Linked DNA regions of Homo sapiens: region 2 is linked to region 1. Evidence: read pairs that join two places in POLR2A ChIA-PET (ENCODE). Cell type or tissue: Caco-2. All regions are shown on one strand. Each heading gives the region's core, and the rest is flanking DNA. Links, peaks and the distances in the headings are about the cores only.

Evidence for each region. ChIA-PET counts read pairs that join two places held together with the same protein. Peaks named below come from ENCODE experiments on the same cell type or tissue, not always from the same donor. Only the 100,000 strongest peaks of a DNase experiment are listed, where the experiment ranks them.
Region 2: POLR2A ChIA-PET joins it to region 1 with 7 read pairs; 2 of 35 experiments call an interaction of 5 or more read pairs at or near these places.

The regions. Positions count from the first base shown.
Region 1 is chr6:87,485,783-87,488,599 of GRCh38, reverse strand. All of the region lies in intron 2 of SLC35A1 (solute carrier family 35 member A1), which reads right to left. It also overlaps the pseudogene RNU6-444P. Among named protein-coding and RNA genes, the nearest start is that of SLC35A1, 14 kb to the right of the region's middle. In Caco-2, for the core only: no CTCF peak of the experiment used is centred there; no DNase peak of the experiment used is centred there.
Region 2 is chr6:87,072,727-87,075,543 of GRCh38, reverse strand. LOC124901354 (small integral membrane protein 30-like) reads left to right here and starts at 1,955. Exons shown (of 2, transcript XM_047419629.1): 1 at 1,955-1,976. The coding sequence starts at 1,955. In Caco-2, for the core only: no CTCF peak of the experiment used is centred there; a DNase peak (open chromatin) is centred at 1,493.

The DNA of each region.
Region 1 (2,817 bases), core at 232-2,731:
CAAAGTTCTAGGGCACTGCCTCAGTACCAGACTGACTCCTTTGTTTTTTGAATGTGGAATGCTTTACAAATCTGCATGTCATCCTTGCACAGGGGCCATGCTATCTTCTCTGTACTGTCCAAATTTTTAGTATTATGTGCTGCCAAAGCAAGCACTCCTTTGTTGTTTCTTAAACAAGCTGCCTTCCATTTCTCTAAACAGAGCACACCTATCATGTGTTCCTCTTTATATTAGTCCTGGGGTTTCTGGTTATCCTGTCCAGAAAACAGCAATCTTTAAGGTACATGGAGTCAAATGACATTACAAATAAGATTGTTTTTACACGATCATTGTTTTTTAACAATGTCTTCCAATTCCATGAGATTAAATACTTTTATGTGATAAGAACTCCCAAATTTATATCTCTAGCCCAGACCTCTCTTCTGAGTTCCAGACCCATTTAATCCAACTGCCCATTTGGATGTCTCAAGACATTAAAAACTTTAAATTATACCTACCCAAAATCAAACTGTTGATATCTTTTTCCCCCAAATCTGTTTTTCCTGTTTCAAAAAACAAAAATAATAATAACTCTACCCAATTGTTTATACTAGGAAACACAGATATGCTTCCTGATACCTCCCTTTCCTTCCCCTACTATAGTTGATTATTATTATTCATGGACTGTACGTGTGAATTCTCCACTCATTAAAATGTATCTGTAACCCCCAAATCAATGCTGGTAACACTTGCAGTCATTGGCAGACATGTGCAGAGTGGCAAAAAATTTGATTCACCAAGTGTGCACATTCCTGGCTGACGCTGAACAAGTTAACATTCTGCCTTGTTTCCGCTTTCAGATCATAAACAAGTGCAATCTATTCAGTACCACATTTTTTGCATTTTTGTGCTTTGTGTTGGTGATTTTGTTTAAATGGCTCCCAAGCATTGTAGGGCTGACGCACTGTCTGATGTTCCTAAGTATAAGAAGGATATGCTATATATTATGGAGAAAATACATGTGATAGATAAGCTTTGTTCAGGCATGTTATAGTGCTGTTGGCCATGAGTTCAATGCTAATTAATCAATAATGTACATTAAATAAAGTGTCTTTAGATTGAAGCACACACAAAACAAGGTTATTGTATTGATTAATTGACAAAAATGTGATCAGTTGCTCACAGGAAACTACCCTGTATATCCCCTAGGAGCAGGTTATCCAAACCCATCACGAAGTCCTACAGATTCTACTGCCAGAGCATAACTCAAATCCATTAACTTCTCTTCGTGACCTGTGCTGTCATCCTAGCTGATTATCTCTTGCCTCTATTGTTTCCCTACTTCTAATTCATTCTCAAAGAGGTCAAAGTGACTCTCAACATGGGTTCTATGTTAGTCCCTCACTTAAACCATTTAATGACTTTCTTTTTCTTTTTTTTCTTTTGAGACGGAGTCTTGCTCTGTCACCCAGGCTGGAGTGCAGTGGTGTGATCTCAGCTCACTACAACCTCTGCCTCCCAAGTTCAAGCAATTCTCCTGCCTCAGCCTCCCAAGTAGCTAGAATACAGGCATGTGCCACCACGCCCAGCTAATTTTTGTATTTTTAGTAGAGATGGGGTTTTACCATGTTGGCCAGGCTGGTCTTGAACTCCTGACCTCAAGTGATCCACCTGCCTCAGCCTCCCAAAGTGCTGAGATTATAGGTGTGAGCCACCGCACCTGGCTCCACTCAATGATTTTTCTAATGCACTTCAGATTAAATCTAAAATCCTTAACAGGTCCATACTACTACTGTGATACCCTGATGACCTCTCCTGCTTCATCTCAGCACCAAAGTCAAGGACTTTTCTGCCTCAGGGATTTCAAACACGCAGTTCTCTGCCTCCTCTCTGCTCTTTTCTTGCCTAAAGTCTACTCAATTGACAGGTCTAGGTTTAAACGTAACTTCCTCAGAGAGGAAACCCTTTAATCCAAATGCAGGCCCTCTATCATGCATGTTTGTAGCACCCTCTACTTTTCCCTCATAACATCACCTATTTATTATTTATTATAATATTTGGTTCTCCAACAGACTATAAGTCCATGAGGGCAGAACTACACCTTTTTAATTTGCAGTGTTCTAGTGAAAACACTAGAATAGTGTTGAGTATATAATTGAGGTTTGATAGGTATTTTCTAACTAAATAAATGAATGCGTGAACCTGACTGTCCCATTATATCTTATTAACAATACCTTGAAACAACTTAGAATGACTATTTGCTTCCAATGTTTGGAAGGAATGAAACACAGATTTGAATATGGCAGTGGTATGTTATTATCTAAGTGAACCTTAATTATAACCAAAACATGGTTTCAGGTGCTACTTCGATAAGTTTCTGCCCCCACCTCCCACTCCCGTATAATATATGTACTTTAACAATTAGCCAAGACTATTCACTAAGCAAAGAACATTACTGAGCAAACAGCATCAGAGACCATACTAAATAAACAAACCACCAAATGGACTGCTCTATAATGAGATTAAGCTTTGCACAGTTCCAAAAAAATTGAAGTTCTAGTATAATACTTTGTATCAACCCTATAAAGTTATTGTACTTTATCACAGTGTAAAGAATGGGCAAAAAGGAAGAAGCTTTTACTTCATTTAATCATAGTTTTAAATGAAGTTTAATTTTTTTCCATTTAAATAGTAATTTCTTTTCCTTTCCCTGTATTCATTCTCCAGAAAACTCAAATCAACATTGAGCAAATGTTACTAATTTTTACACTAACTCTGCAGTATTTTTCTGGAAATATGGGGGAAATACACTATTTTAATCATCAGGATCTAAGTTCT
Region 2 (2,817 bases), core at 185-2,684, 410 kb after region 1:
GCCCTGAGGTGTACAGGTATAAAGTGCAGAGATGGGGGAATCAGCTCTCCCTGCAGTAGGAGGTTGGGACAGGGACCACTTTATGGAAGTGGAAATGTCTACGCTGGGCTTTGACCGTTCACATGATTTCACAAGGTTGAAAAGGAGAACCAAGGACATTCCAGTGAGATGGAACAGCTCAGAGGCATGGAGTGAGGGAGGAAGTAGTCTAGGACTCTGCACAGGGGTTCAGTGCTGTGGGCTGGGAACTGTGGGAGTCATGGCTAAATCAAGATGTGAGACCCAGGTGACAAAGGGGCTGGTGTGCCACTCTAAGGAAAGTTTTGCTGTCAATCTATGTAAGGAGGTTAGTAAAATAATTATCTCTGTTACTACTATTTTTTTTGAAATGGAGTCTCGCTCTGTTGCCAGGCTGGAGTGCAGTGGCGTGATCTTGGCTCACTGCAACCTCTGCCTCCTGGGTTCAAGTGATTCTCCTGGCTCAGCCTCCCGAGTAGCTGGGACTGCAGGCCCGTGCCACCACGCCCAGCTAATTTTTGTATTTTTAGTGAAGACGGGGTTTCACCATTTTGGCCAGGATGGTCTCGATTTCTTGACCCCCCTGCCTTCGACTCCCAAAGTGCTGGGATTACAGGCGTGAGTCACCGCACCCGGCCCTTTTTTTATTTTTTAAAAATCAGTAAAGAAAGTCAATTAAGCTACTTATATGTTCCTTAATCAGAGTCCCCTGTGACATATTCTTCCTTGACTTTCAGTCTCATTAAACATTTATCTAACATAATTTTCTATGCTTATTAGAGCAGAAAATGAATCTTGTGCAAATCAGCTTTTTGCCCTTTTACTTAGTTTCAAGAAGACTCAGAAGCAGGCATAGGGCCTAATTCAATGCCTTTCCAGATGAAGAAAGTCTAGCTCTTGGTGGATTTCCAGATTTCAACCGCCTCTGAATTCTTGGTGACCATGTGACTCCATTCATTGTTACTCCATGGTGGACTTCCCTAATGCTGACCAGCCTCCCCTGAGTAGAGGACATGTTCTTCCAGCCAGATTGGACTGCTCCCAGGCCCCAGCTGGGTCCCCACCCCAGTGCCTGCTCCATGCCAGGGGCCATGTTCCTGTCTGTTTAGGCCCAACCCATCTAGAGGCCACTTGACATGCTGAGTGAGAAAAAGCCAGCTGGTGTGGCTTGAATGTGTGAGGGCAGGCAGAGGTACATTACATAGGATTTTCACATAGCTTTTATCCCATCTACAAAGAGAAAGGAAATGCCACTGTTCTACTGCCTCACACTTGTGGCAGGCCAGGCCTCACTAACAGCTGTTTCAGCACTGACTGAGTGGTTAAGTTAAATATTAAAAGCCAGCGCCCTTATACAAAGGCTGGGATGTAACAAACGCCCATGAAGAGTTTTGCGTAGGCCTTTCCTGGGCCTTAAAGCATGACCAAATAATGAAGGAATTCTTACTAGGACCCATTTAGGGTTAAACAAGTTTTATTGTGGGTCTGAAGAAACTCCCCAGGCCTCCACAAACAAGTTTATTGGGGATCTGAAGGAACTCCTCAAACCTCTGTGATTTAGCAGGAGGCAAGATAAGGGTAATCACCCCAGCACCTGGACCCATTTAGATTAAGTAAATTTACTGAGGCTCCAGAGAAAGGTCTTCAGGACTCAGACCTTAGTTATAGATTACAATAAGTTAATCACGTATGTCTTTAGATGAATGCATACTTACATGTAGACATATAGCTTAGAAGGTATATCAGCTCTGGGAAACTTTGTAATTTTGAGTTGGTCTGATGATAATTTCCAGGCCTTCTCCCTGTAATCGGTCACAGAAATAAAAACTCTCTTCCTCCCCAGTTCATCTGCATCTTGTTATTGGGCTGCGAAAAATAGCAGCCCGACCCTCAGTTTGGTCCAGGAACACACTGACAGTCTGTTCATAGCCAGATAATGACCATAAATAGTTCTAAAAGTAACTTTGATAAGCAGGATTTAATGATTATAATTATACTTGGCTGCAAATAATGGGGACCAATTACTGGTTAAGAAAATCCCACTTTGGGAGGCCAAGGCAGCTGGATCACTTGAGCCCAGGAGTTCGAGACCAGTCTGGGCAACATGATGAAACCCCATCTCTACAAAAAAAGGTACAAAAGTTATCCAGGAATGGTGGCATGTGCCTGTAGTCCCAGCTACTCAGGAGGCTGAGGAGGGAGGCGGAGGTTGGAGTGAACTGTGATTACACTACTGTGATTACACTCCAGCATGGGCTACAGAGTGAGTGAGACTCTGTCTCAAAAAAAAAAAAAAAAAAAAAGGAAAAGAAAGAAAAAGAAAATCCTTGATGCCATTTCAGCTCTGATAGTGACTCTTTCTGTGGTGGTGGGAACTTGGTGGCCTGATTCATTTTTCCCATATGGATAAATGGAGGCTACATTAGTGATTCCAAATTCAATCGGAGAATAGAAGGCAGGATTTCTTGTTCCTTTAGGGAACAGAGAGGTCTTACCTTTAGATATGTGCTTCCTAATTAAAAAAAAATCATATACTTATCCAAGACTTTAAACATGACAGATGTTGTGCTGAACCTTAGACCCAGTGAATTAGAATCCCAGTGCTTGAGCCCAAGTTTATGTATACTTTAAAACTCCACAGTTGTTTCTAATGTGCATCACTGATTGAGAACTGCTGTGCCAGATGATTATCAAAGCCCTATTTAATTTGGCATAAGATCTCAAATAAGAATGGGGACTGGTGGCATCTATTTTTGCTTTTGAAACTGCTTTCCCTAAGGTCTTAATTTTGAAGCACTG